Regions from separate parts of the Homo sapiens genome. Here region 1 is linked to region 2. A link is a contact called in ENCODE Hi-C or POLR2A ChIA-PET data. All regions are on one chromosome and are shown on one strand. The core of a region is the stretch at or near the end of the contact, and the rest is flanking DNA. Distances in the headings are between cores, read along the strand shown.

Region 1 (6,545 bases), core at 563-3,062, 460 kb after region 2:
AACCTATCTAGAAAGCAATTGGGTAACTTGTATCAAAAGCCATTCCATTGTATATGCCTTAAGTCTCAGTAATTTCACTTGTAGCATTTTATTCTAAGGAAATTATCAGACACGCACATAGAGTTACACCGATAGGTACCGGTAAAAAGCTACAAACAGCAAACATGCCTAACAATAAGAGACTGAATACATTATGGTCCATTTTTGGACAGACTATGCAGTCAAAAACTATTCTTTGAAAGAATACTTAAGAATATAAGAAAATGCTTTTGATAATGTTAAGTGGAAAAAATTACACAAATATGTACTGAATATTTTGTAAAAATTATATATATATATATATGAATACACAAAACTAGAAAAAGACTGGGTGGATATACACAAAAATGTTCACAGTAGTTATATCTGTGTTGTGTCTCTTAACTTCTTCACTCATTTCTGTCTTTTCCAAGTGTGTTAACCTTATCATTATAAAGAATAATAAAGCTTATTCGTGTTTTAGTGGATAAAACCAGGACTGATTCTCTGGAGAAGACAATTCCTTCCTGGTGGGAAGGACCACTTAAACTATTAGATCATAATCTCTTTGTAGGGCCACCGAATCAGATCACAGGGTTCTGTCCATCAAGAGTCTAGTACTGGTAAAAGAGGAGACTTAAAGAAGTCTCCTACTCTCCTGTCGTCCTTTCTGCGCTTGCCCTCTCCCTGCAAAGCTCCTACTTGATTCACTGGGACATTTCTGAAAGGCCTAGGAACAGCCCCGGGCGGTACTTCTCTCCCCAGTCCCAGTCCTGAACGTGCGCTCTGCTCCCTCTTCTACCCCTCACCCTTCTCTCTCCTGGATTCGCCTCTGCTGCAACCAAACCCGTAGACTGCAAACGCTAGGAAGGAGACCATGTCTCCCAAGTTTGGGGCTGAGTTTCGTTAGATAGTAAAATCTACCAGCAGGTGCCGCTCCAACCACGGCCCACAGGACCCTTCCCGTTTGCGAGTTGCTGCGGCTCGACTGGGAAACACTCACTTTATCTTGACAGAGTTGAGTGGGAGTCTTGGGTGCACACTGGGACGTCGTGTTTCGTTACTTTAAAAAAGAAAAGTCACTTCCGTCAGGCCCCCCTTTCTCCTCACCCTCGTGTGTGCTTCGAGGCCGAGATGCAGAGAGCAAGAAAAAGGAGCGAAGGGGATCCCTGCGCGTCCCAAGCACCCACCAGCGCCTACGGTGTGAGATGAAGGCGCACCCCCTGGGCGCGAAGCTTTTAAAGCACCTGCCCAGGGAGACATTTTTGAAGTTGTCAGGGCCCCTCCTCTGTCCCCTCCCAGACCCGGGTCCTGCACAAATCCTGGAGGGTTAGCGGGCGAGGCGGCCACCGCAGCGGCCGCCAACGAGCAGCTGCACGGAGGTGCAGAAGAAGGAGGCCACTGCCATTCTCCTGACAAGCTGGGGGCGTGGGAGGCCTCGGGAGCTCGAAGTCGCCTCGAGCGGGGGTGGGCGGTGAGCGGACCCCCGGGTGTTGACCAGGTGTTTGGTGGTAGAGCAGGGAAGGGGGGAACGGACGTCGACCCTAGGGATCCCTCACCCGCTCACGCTCCTTGGCGTTGGCCACACGCCGCCGCTCCAGCACCAACTGGAGGTTTTCAGTGGACGAGTAGCCGCCCGAGGGCAGCCGCTTGAGCCGGCAGACAGCGGCCAGCTGGGGCAGCGGCCCGAACTGCTCCCGCAACACGTCCTCCAGCACCTCGGCTTGCGGGGTGCCCAGGAGCGCGGGCGGCGCGGCGCGGGGATCTAGGACGCCGGGCGCGGGGTCCATGGCAGGGCCGAGGCCGCTGAGGCCGGGCTTTCACCTGCGCACCCGGGGCCGCACGAGGCCCGGGCGGGGGCGGGGCGGGGGCGGGAGCTGGACCACCTGCAACCATTCCCCGGCTGCGTATTCCAATCCCGGCCTCCTCTCTGGAGGCTGCGTCCAGGCATCGCGTTGAATAAGCCGCACAGGTGTGACTCGGGAGCGCTGGAGCGCAGCCCCGGCTGCACACCTGGAACCGCCGGGAGCGTGGTAGTGGTGTTTTTCTCAATCCACATGCCACGGTTCCAGTCCCCCAAATTCCCATTTAATCAATCTGTCTTGGGGCCTGAGCTTCTGGCTATGTGTATACAGAAAAATGTGATGGATATCCACAAAACTTTTTTAAGAATTCGTTTTGAAATAAAAGTTGCGGGGAAAATGGCAAGAAGAGTTTCTAAGAGCTCCTGTACCCCCTTCGCCACGCTCTCTACTTGCTAAGTTTTCACGTTTGCTCCGTTGCCCTCTTTCTCGCTGTGAATATTCTCATTTTCATTATTCTTTTTCCATTCTATTTGAACTATTTTCTTTTTTCGCGAGTGGGGGGATACATCGCTTTATTCATTTTCCCCCTTTTCCACACAGACCTTTATTGTCAACACAGCCAAACACAGTTGTTACTTCAGAAAATGTGCTGGAAAATAGCGATCCCAAACTTGTTTAATAGTAGAGTACAATTTAGTACTCTAGAAATAATTAACTACATCTTCTGTTTTGAGTAGATTACTCATGAGAGTTTGTTTCTCTGGAGGTTATCAATATAACTGGAACATTCTGATCTTGCACCTGAAAATCAGACATGTTTCTGGAAGCCCTCTGTAAAATCATTCCTTCCAAGCATAGAAATACATTTTTTTTTCTTTGGTCTGAGAAAATATTTTTTCTACGCTTTTGTTTCAGGTTCAGGGGTATATGTGCAGGTTTGTTAAGTGGGTAAATTGTGTGTTGCTGAGGTTTGGTGTACGAATGATCCCGTGGCGTAAGTAGTGAGCCTAGTACCCAATAGGTATCCTTCCAACCCACGCCCCCCTCTTACTTCCCCCTCAAGCAGACCCCAGTGTCTATTGTTTCCATCTTTGTGTCCCTGTGTATTCAATGTTTAGCTCACACTTATAAAGTGAGAACAGGCAATGTTTGGTTTTCTGTTTCTGTGTTAGTTCCCTTACAATAATGACGTCTAGCTGCATCCATTGATCTATTCTTTTTTTAAAGTTTTTAAGTTGCAGACATGCTGTCATATCACCTCTAAATACTCCAGTGGGTATTCCCCCTAAACAAGGCCTCTCTTCCACATAACCGCAACACAACCACTCAAACTAGGAAGTAAGCATTGGTACTGTGCTACCATACAATCCATGGACCCCATCAAAGTACCACCAGCTGTCTCAACAATGTCTTTTTCTCTTCTGGTTGGAATCCAATCCAGGAGTACAAGTTTTATTCTGTTGTCATATTTCTACTCTCCTTCATTCTGGACCATTTCCTCCATCTTGTCCTGTCTTCATGCCCTTGACAGTTTAAAAGAGTAGGGGCCTTTCATTCTGTAGTATGTCCCTCGACCTGGGGTTGTCCACTATTTGCTCATGTCCAGACCCCAGCCATGCCTTCATGGAGGGGCTCCATATAAATGATGCTGGGCTCTTCTCAGTGCATCACATCAGGAAGTACATGAGGTTGATCTGCCCCACCACTGGTGATGTTAACCTTAATCGCCTGGTCAAGGTGGTGGTGTCAGGTTTTTTCACCATAAATTGATAAATATTTTGTGGGCCAGGCACGGTGGCTCATGCCTGTAATCCCAGCACTTTGGGAGGCTGAGGCGGGCGGATCACGAGGTCAGGAGATTGAGACCATCCTGGCTAACATGGTGAAACCCTGTCTCTATTAAAAAATATTAAAAAATTAGACGGGCGCGGTGGCGGGTGCCTGTAGTCCCAGCTACTCAGGAGGCTGAGGCAGGAGAATGGTGTGAACCCGGAAGGCGGAGCTTGCAGTGAGCCTAGATCTGTGCCACTGCACTCCAGCCTGGGCAACAGAGCAAGACTCCGTCTCAAAAAATAAAAATAAAAAAAAATTTTGTGAGGAGATACTCCTTCTCATCCATTGTTGACTCCTACCTGAATCAACCAGCACTACAATTAGAGGCAAATGATTGGCATTCTACTGTGAAAAAGAGCTTTCCCTTCTTCCCATTTATTTATTCATTTTGTATTTATGTCAGCATGGGCTCATGAATTTCTATTTTAGTCACAGGATATAATTTATTTACATCATTATGTTAATGCTCAAATTGTCTCAGATTTGGCTTATGGGAGGCCCTCTAAGCTGGCTCCTCTGTCCTTTTCATATGACTCCCTCATTCTTTGTGCACTTTCTCACTTGTCCCAGGAAGGCTCTTCTTGAATTTTCCCAGCCCCAGCCCAGGGATCAGTCTATTCTTCTTTTAGTGGAAGGTAGGATTTAGAAACCAAGATCTGTGTGCTTGCTTGCTCATTCCTTTTGGGATGTCATTGCTTCTAAGCCCTTTTTGCAGATATGACACATATGTAGGTAAGTACACATGCATGTATTATATTATAATAATGCATATAATATCCTCTAATATAATATAATGCATATAATAACTATATCTGTGTATCTAAGTACATATATATTTAAAACCATGAGTTCACACTAATACCTCCAACTCCAACCCAACACCTCAGGTTCCCTCTAGTTTCTCTGCTTTCCTTTTTTGTAACTCCTCACCCCATATCTGCTTTTGTAACTCCCTTCTCCAACAATGAGAAGCTTGACTCACATTATCCTCAGTGTAATTACTTATTTGCTCAATCCCTGTACCTAACCAATTTTCTAACCACATCAGCCACCTCTTAGGCCCCACCCTTCTTCAGCTCCCACTCTGACATTGCCTCCCAGGAAAGGTCAAAGGAAAGAAGGGGACACACCAAATGTTTGACTGAGGTTCCTTGAGCATGGCCTGGGAATGGGGAAGTGTGACTGCACATCACATCCTCTATATAGCTTATTTCACAATAAACACGGGCCACTTCTGTAATTTAAAATATATTTTTAAGTAGGAAAATACTTTGTTTGCGCTAAGTTCATTTGGTGTTGTCTGCTGGCAGGCAGATGGAAAGCAACAAGGGCCAAAAGTGTGGGAAAAAGCTTAAAATGGAGATAGCTTACCCATTTACTTAACTTTCCTTGAAAGCATCATAAAGGACATCATTGATATTATTCTATTTTATTGCCAAACCTTGCAGTGAACAAGGTGGTGTACATTAGGAACCCATTGTGAGCACACCAGATTTGATTCCTTCATACCTGTGTTCTTCCATAAACTCCAACTCTTAACTTTCTGGCCTCTGGTCTGTTAGATTCATACGTTATGTCATTGTTCTCAGGGAAAGCAATCATGTGAACTGATTTAAGCTAAAGTGTTACACCTGATGGTGACTTAGGGCTGATACCTTGCCATACACCCAATAATACAATGGCCTAATGAACAAAAAGTTTCACTATCCTCTAACAGTGTGAAAGGTTTAGGTCAGCTCTGCTCCTCAAGGTCACTTGGGGACTTAGGTTCCTTCCAAATTATTGTTCTTCCATCCCTTAGGGTCAACTCCCCTACAGCATTGTCATCATTGGCATGGCTGAGGCTCGGTAGCCACCGTATCTGGGTTCCAGGAGAAGGGCACGGAAGAGATCTTAAGGCCTGACCAGAGGTGGCACATAGGATTCAACTCACATGCCATTGGCAGGAATTCACACATGGCTACACACGGATGCAAGAAAGGGTGGGGGAATGTAGTCTGACTGGGGAGCCATGTGCCTGGCTACAATTCTGTTCAATGGGGAGAACGCATTTGGTTGACAACAGGAGTCTCTGTCCTAGTGCCCCTCTTCTGTGCTCCAGTAGTGCCCATAAGCCTCTGCGAGATCATTTATTTCTCTTATTTTGGCTCCTTGAAGGAGGATCACTGGCCACAGCATCTCCAGCACCTACGGAGTGCTGGCTTGGCACACAGTAGACATGCAATAAACATTTGTTGAATGAGTGAGAAGGCAAATGAATGAATGATGCTTGCAATGAAGTAAAAAAGCTACTTTGACATGGGTAAAATAAGAACCTGCTTATTCAGGTAAAATCTTTCACGTTTTGCCATAGCTGCTTGACCCTATAATATATATTTGTGAATAAATAAATAGATGAATGAAAAAGCTTACCTAAGTTTACATAGAAAGTAGGAAGATCTCTCTGCCATGGAAAATTGAAGGATAAGTGTCCTCTTAGATGCTGGTGATATACTATGGTTGATATACACAGTACTGGCTCAGTTGCATTCATCCTATACTGCTCTATGGGTCTAGTAGGGAGTTTCCTGTTCCAGGCTGCCTGAAGTATGTGAACATCTTTAGGTCCCAGAATGCATTGCTCTCCTTGTGTTTGCTATTCCTGCTTATTGCTCTTCCTTTGTGGGACCAGACCTCTTGGGATGCAACTGATAACATCCTCTCTTTACTGCTTTTTTGTTTCCTGAGTCCTAAATACCTTGTAGTCCAGTACAATGCCAGCCGAATGGAGTCCACCCTTGGAGTAAGGATGGGGACACACAGCTATCTCAAAACACAATGCCTTGAAGAAAGGGGATCCCTGTCTAGTTTGCTGATTGATACAGACACTAGGTCTCTGAGTCAATGGTG
Region 2 (6,898 bases), core at 3,052-5,551:
AGACTCCTGAGTAGCTGGGACTACAGGCGCACACCACCATGCCCAGCTAATTTTTGTATTTTTAGTAGAGACAGGGTTTCACCATGTTGGCCAGGATGGTCTCGATCTCTTGACTTAGTGATCTGCCTGCCTTGGCTGCCCAAACTGCTGGGATTACAGGTGTGAGCCACCACGCCCGGCTGATTTTATATTTTTAGTAAAGACGGGGTTTCTCCATGTTGTCAGGCTGGTCTTGAACTCCTGACCTCAGGTGATCTACCCGCCTTGGCCTCCCAAAGTGCTGGGATTACAGGCGTGAGCCACCACGCCCGGCCGTACTTTTACCTTTTTTATGGGATTATTTGACTAACATCTGTGTCCTCCACTAGATTGCAATAAGCATCATGAAGGCAGGGACCATGTCTATTTTGCTCACTGTTGTATTTAGTACTCAGCGTAGGGCCTGGTACATAGTTGGTGTTCAAGACATATTTGTTGAATAAATAAATGAGAAAAATGACGTCATTATCTACAGATATGGTAAGAAGGCATTTGATACAAATGTGTTTTGGCGAAATTACCTAATAAATTAAGGATGGAAAGTTTTCCTTGAATATGATAAAGAATATCTACCTTAAATATTAAAATGTATTATAAAGTATAGTATGGCAATAGACATAGAGAAAAATATTTACAAATGAATAACGAGCTCACAATAGATTCAAATATATATATAGGGATTTAATAAAAGATAAAGATGGCTTCAAATCACCAAGGAAAAAGAGGAGTCACTCAATCAACATATTAGAACAACTGGCTGGCCATTTGGGGAAAAAGTGATCTAAGTCTCATGTCAAAATAAACTCCAGATTTGAAATTTAGAAACATAACAAAAAAGTGCTAGGGGAAACACAGGCAAAACTGTTCTTATAATCTTGAGGCAGGATGATTCTAAGTAGGACATAAAGGAGAGAAATAAAACAGAAAAATATGGATATGCAAAAATTAAAAAACCCTTGTTCTTCACAAACTGGGAAAACATTTGTAACATATGTGTCTGATAAAAGAATGATAACAAAGTGTTTCTACCAATTAAAGAAAAAGGCAAAAAACTCAATAGAAAAGTGGGCAATTTAGCCGGGCAAGGTGGCTCACACCTGTAATCCCAGCACTTTGGGAGGCTGAGGCGGGCGGATCACCAGGTCAAGAGATCAAGACCATCCTGGCTAACATGGTGAAACCCCGTCTCTACTAAAAATACAAAAAAAAAAAAAAAAAAAAAAATTAGCTGGGCGTGCTGGCATGAGCCTGAAGTCCCAGCTACTTGAGAGGCCAAGGCAGGAGAATTGCTTGAACCTGAAGGTGGAGGTTGCAGGGTTGCAGTGAACAGAGATCGAGCCACTGCACTCCAGCCTGGTGACAGAGCAAGACTCAGTCTCAAAGAAAAAAAAAAAAAAAAGAGAAGTGGGCAATTCACCAAAGGAAAAAGAAATAGGAATGGCTAATAAGCATATCGTTGGAGAAGGCTTTGTCCTCCTAAAAAGATATGTTGAAGTCCCAACCCCTAGTACTTCAGACTGTGATCTTATTTGGAAATAGGGCCTGTACACTTGGATTAATTTATATTCTAGTTAAACTGAGGTCATAGAGTGGTCTCTAATCCATTGTGACTGGGTGTCCTTATAGAGTGGGGACATTTGGACAGAGGCAGACAGGCACAGAGGGAAGACACGTGAAGAGGCACAGAGAGAAGACAGCCCTGCAAGCCAAGGGACAGCTGAGGCTACCTGCAGCCAGGAGAGAGGCGGGAGCAGATCCTTCCCTACCATCTTCAGAGGTGAGACCATCAATATCTGTTGTTTTAGGCCACGCAGCTTGTCACACTTTGTTAGAGCAGCCTGAGGAAACTAATGCATGTATGAAATCATATTCAGTTTCACTAAACATTTAAGAAATCAAAAAGAAAACAAATCACGGTTCTTCCTATCACACAGTTCAACTCGTTGGCTAGCAGGGCAAAACCTTTTGCAGGCGAGGATGAGAGGAAAAAGGACCGTTTACACGGTGGTGATGTAAATGGTACGACTAGCCTGTAGAGCAAGGTCATTTAGCAGTGAATATCATAAGCCACAAATACATGAAAACTCCTTGACCCAACAATTCATCTTGAAGGAGGGAGATAAGCAGACATGTTTGGAAAGATATGTGAACTAGGATGTATAGTACAGCATTTATAATATTCCACGTTTGGAAGCAACTAAACGTGTAAGAACAGGAAACAGATTAAATAACTAACAAAAGGACCGTGCAATGAAGTACCCCACAGACACAAAGAACCACACTGTAGGAGAATTTTTTTTGGTAAGAAAGAAGTATGTTACATTTGATTGAGTGAAAAAACTCAAGTAACAAAATAGTTTATGCATCATGATTTATTTTTAAAATAAGAAACAAATGTTATATATACATGCCTAGAAGAAAATCTGAAGAATCACAGCACAACTGTTAAGGGTCATCACATAGGAGTGATTGGATTAGAAATGACTATAATTTTCTTCTGAATGTTTACAGGGGTTTCTAAGTTTTCTTTAATAAATGTGTCTTCTTGCTCACAGCTGTAATCCCAGCACTTTGGGAGGCCGAGGTGGTCGGATCATTTGAGGTCAGGAGTTTGACACCAGCCTGGCCAACATGGTGAAACCCCGTCTCTATTAAAAATACAAAAATTAGTCCGGGCACGGTGGCTCACGCCTGTAATCCCACCACTTTGGGAGGCCGAGGCGGGCGGATCACGAGGTCAGGAGATGGAGACCATCCTGGCTAACACGGTGAAACCCATCTCTACTAAAAATACAAAAAAATTAGCTGGGTGTGGTGGCAGGCGCCTGTAGTCCCAGCTACTCGGGAGGCTGAGGCAGGAGAATGGCGTGAACCCGGGAGGCGGAGCTTGCAGTGAGCCGAGATCGCGCCACTGCACTCTAGCCTGGGCGACAGAGCGAGACTCGGTCTCAAAAAATAAAAAATAAAAAATAAAAAAAATTAGCTAGGTGTGGTGGCGCATGCCTGTAGTCCCAGCTACTTGGGAGGCTGAGCCAGGAGAATCGCTTGAACCCGGGAGGCAGAGGTTGCAGTGAGCCAAGATCGCGCCATTGCCCTCCAGCCTGGGTGACATAGGCTCCATCTCAAAAAAAAAAAAAAGTGTCTTCTTTAGTTATATAAAATTTCTCTTGTTAGAACATCCATCCTAATTAATGAGAAAAAGAATGAGGACTGATAGTTCATATAATACTAAAGCTCACTCAACAAAACTTTGAAATTATTATTATTTTTAGTTAACTATCAGGTGCTTTATCCACAGATACTTAAGGCCTTATCACTGCCCAGAGACATTAGCTGGACCAAAGGGCAGCATGGGCAAGCTGGGCTGCTCAGCAGGGAGCAGGCGCTGTGGATTTCCGTTTTCATCCCGTCAGCTTGCTCCCTCTGTAATCACAGCTCTGCCCAGATTGTCTTAATGACAACCCTGCCTCACCTGGTTTCCGGAATGGATGCATTCCTTCCCACTTTGATCACAGAATGCTATTCTCATTCTCCAGGGTGTGGGCCCAGCCTGGCTCAGTGCCTGCTTGCCAAGGACCTGCCCTGAGTCACTCTGTCTTTGGTGCCGACAATCTGATTGCTACAGCTGGATATTTTTTCTTTCCTCTCCTTCAACTTGAAGAAAACACCCTCCTACTCACTCCCGCTGCCCTGCCCTGCCCATGGGAATCACTCTAGAGTTTAACAATGTTGTCTGTCCTCTGTCTGTAACTTTGGGAAAACAGGTGAGCTGGGAAGCAGCAGGTGAGCTGGAGTACAGAGTACAAAAGGGCACACTGGGGCTTTGGCTTCTGTTCTGATGGATTGCCAGGGTGTACAAAGCAGTTCTCATGGAAAAGGCATCATGGCAATTTGTTTACTGTGGTTAGTCTTGAGGATCTGCTGTTAATTTAGCCATATATGTGTACACACACACACACACATGCATGCAAATGTGTTAAGAACTATAAAGTTCTCTACAATCGTTATTTAAATATCAGAGACGCTCTTGGTTGAGCTTTTGTTTTTTTTAGAGACAGTCTTGTTCTGTTGCCCAGGCTAGAGTGCAGTGGTGTGATCATAGCTCACGGTAACCTTGAACTCCTGGGCTCAAGAGATCCTCCTGCTTCAGCTTCCTGAGCAGCTGTGACTACTGGCATGGGCCACTATGCCTGCCCAATTAAAACAAATTTTCTTTTGTGTAGATGCGGTCTCAATATGTTGCCCAGGCTGCTTTCAAATTCCCGGCCTCAAATGATCCTTCCACTTCAGCCTTCCAAAGTACTGCTATTATAGGCGTGAGCCACTGCCCTTGGCCTCCAGCCAGCTTTATAGAACATAACTACTGTGAATAATGAAGGTAAACTGTACTTTGCCTCACCCAAGATGGTGGGACCTGTAAAGATTCAAAAGTGCCGGCTGGGCGCGGTGGCTCACGCCTGTAATCCCAGCACTTTGGGAGGCCGAGGCGGGCGGATCACGAGGTCAGGAGATCGAGACCATCCTGGCTAACACGGTGAAACTCTGTGTCTACTAAAAATACAAAAAATAGCCGGGCGTGGTGGTGAGCGCCTGTAGTCCCATCTACTCGGGAGGCAGAGGCAGGAGAATGGCGTGAACCTGGGAGGCGGAGCTTGCAGTGATCCGAGATAGCGCCACTGCACTCCAGCCTGGTTGACAGAGCGAGACTCCGTCTCAAAAAGAAAAAAAAAAAAGAAGATTCAAAAGTGCCTAAGAAGGTTTGAGTGGGCATCTAGGCTCCTGGGGAACATCTGTGTTCCGGTGTTCCACAGCCTGAACCTCCAGCACTCTGTGAGCTCAGAGTGGGGCCCTCTCTCCTCTGCACCCCAGACACCAGCATTAAGTTACTGCTGCTCCTCCCAGCAACCCAGAGGTACCTCTGGAACTTTGTGGCTCAAGCTTGATGTTAGTGGATGTGTTTGATTCTAGGGGCGGGGAGAAGTCTGCAGGAACTTCTTCGGCGGCAGTGTAGAGACTGCTGCTTAGGGCCAGCCTGGGTGGGAACAGATGGGGCTGCTCACCTCCCAGCTGAAGCAAAAAAAAAAAAAAAAAAAAGCAGGGAGGAGACTGCCCCCTATTAGAGGAGAGAAACAGAATTCACAGCTGGAGACACTATTTGGGGGTTGCAAAGAGAGACTATACATTGGATTTGAACCATGAGGTTGGAAGCTGATGGGACTGGGAACAAGTTGGGCTGGAGCAGATGAAACAGGGAGATGTGAACAAAAGAACACCAAGGAGGGGAGCACCAGAGAGGAGCAAAACACATGTCACCCTGCCCATATCCCTCCAGTGGGGGACACAGATGCCAAATAGATAAGCAAAGTGTATCATTATAAATTGGGGGACGTATTATTCAGAAAAGGTAGAGGGCTGTGAAAGAGAATAACAGAGGGGCTTTAACTGAGATGGGGATGGGGGAAGCCAGGAGAGGCCCCAGAACCAAGCTTTGAATTGTGAAAGGATGTGAACCAGGCTGCAGGGGCGCCCAAAGCACATTAGGAGCAGAATGGCCCACCTGGGGTCACCAAGATGGACAGGGCTGGGTGCCTTCCAGGACTGAAAAAACCGTCTGCCTGAGGGGCAGAGAGGCCAGTGGGGTCGGGAGATGAGACCGGGAACAGAGGCAGGGCCAGACCATACCGGCCTGCAGGCTGCGTGAAGGAGCTTGGAGTTTATTCTAAATGCAACTGTGCTCTGGGTGCCTGTCCTCACGGTGTGACTTTTAGGACCACCAAATATATTTGATGGCATTGTTCTATGTTAGAGCAAACTTGCAGATTTTATAAACATTTGAAGGGAGATACACTGCCACGTTTGCAAAGTTGTTTTGAAGGTGGAAGTGGGTGAAACTGTGTTCCTCTTTCTACTTTTAAAATATTTTGCCTTATTTTCTTAACGACTGCATTACTTTGATAAATGTGAACATTATGGGAAAAAGAGCCCCCTGTGCTGATGGCTGAAGTCCCTGGGTCCCATGGGGTAGATTCTGGGCTAATGCTTTATGTTCATGAAGTTTTATAAAAATTGTGATTTTGATTGGGATTGCACTGAATTTATGGATAATATAATTTAAGAAAAAGAGGCTGGGGGCAGTGGCTCATGCCTGTAATCCCAGCACTTTGGGAGGCCGAGGTGGGGAGATCACTTGAGGTCAGATGTTTGAGCCCAGCCTGGCCAAGATGGTGAAACCCCATCTCTGCTAAAAACGCAAAAATTAGCCAGGCGAGGTGGTATGCACGTGTAATCTCAGCTACTTGAGAGGCTGAGGCATGAGAATCACTTGAACCCAGGAGGCAGAGGTTGCAGTGAGCTGAGATTGCGCCACTGCACTCCAGCCTGGACAACAGAGTGAGACTTTGTCTCAAAAAGAACATTTTTTTTAAGAAAAAGTGTTATCTTTATGATAAAAATTAGCCAAACATGGTGGCATGTGCATGTAGTCCCAGCTACCTGGCCGTCAGGGGTTGGTGCTGAGGTGGGAGGATTGCTTGAACCTGGGAGTTCAAGGCTGAAGTGAGCTATCATAGTACCTTTTATCAAGGTCACTCAGCCCTGACCCAGGTGATTTAGCTTGTGAGGTCACCCATCACTGACCCCCTAGTCCTGCCAGCTGAGGGCCCCACACCCAGAGCTGGGGACAGTTTCTATTTGCCTTCTGCCTAGTTTGACAGGATCAGCTTCCTGGGTTTTTTTTTTTTTTTTTTTTTTGAGGCCGAGTTTTGCTCTTTGTTGCCCAGGCTGTAGTGCAGTGGCACGATCTTGGCTCACTGCAACCCTGCCTCCTGGGTTCAAGTGATTTTCCTGCCTCAGCCTCCCC

Evidence for each region. Hi-C counts contacts between places; a loop is a spot of excess contacts on that map. ChIA-PET counts read pairs that join two places held with the same protein, here RNA polymerase II (POLR2A). Pooled maps may share reads with other maps.
Region 1: POLR2A ChIA-PET joins it to region 2 with 11 read pairs in activated CD4-positive, alpha-beta T cell. The contact joins the promoter of FIGLA here to the enhancer-like site in region 2. A Hi-C loop is called at or near these places in 1 of 168 maps with a recorded cell type or tissue (esophagus muscularis mucosa) and 1 of 50 pooled maps. POLR2A ChIA-PET finds 5 or more read pairs at or near these places in 1 of 52 experiments (activated CD4-positive, alpha-beta T cell).

The regions. Positions count from the first base shown.
Region 1 is chr2:70,788,831-70,795,375 of GRCh38, forward strand. It overlaps FIGLA (folliculogenesis specific bHLH transcription factor), which reads right to left and starts at 1,813. Exons shown (of 5, transcript NM_001004311.3): 1 at 1,578-1,813. The coding sequence starts at 1,808.
Region 2 is chr2:70,325,575-70,332,472 of GRCh38, forward strand. No RefSeq gene overlaps it. Among named protein-coding and RNA genes, the nearest start is that of FAM136A, 27 kb to the left of the region's middle. RefSeq lists a silencer at 4,243-4,537. Within about 2 kb of position 4,302, at least 11 of the 41 ENCODE cell types and tissues checked have a DNase peak (open chromatin) inside an H3K27ac peak, as active enhancers do.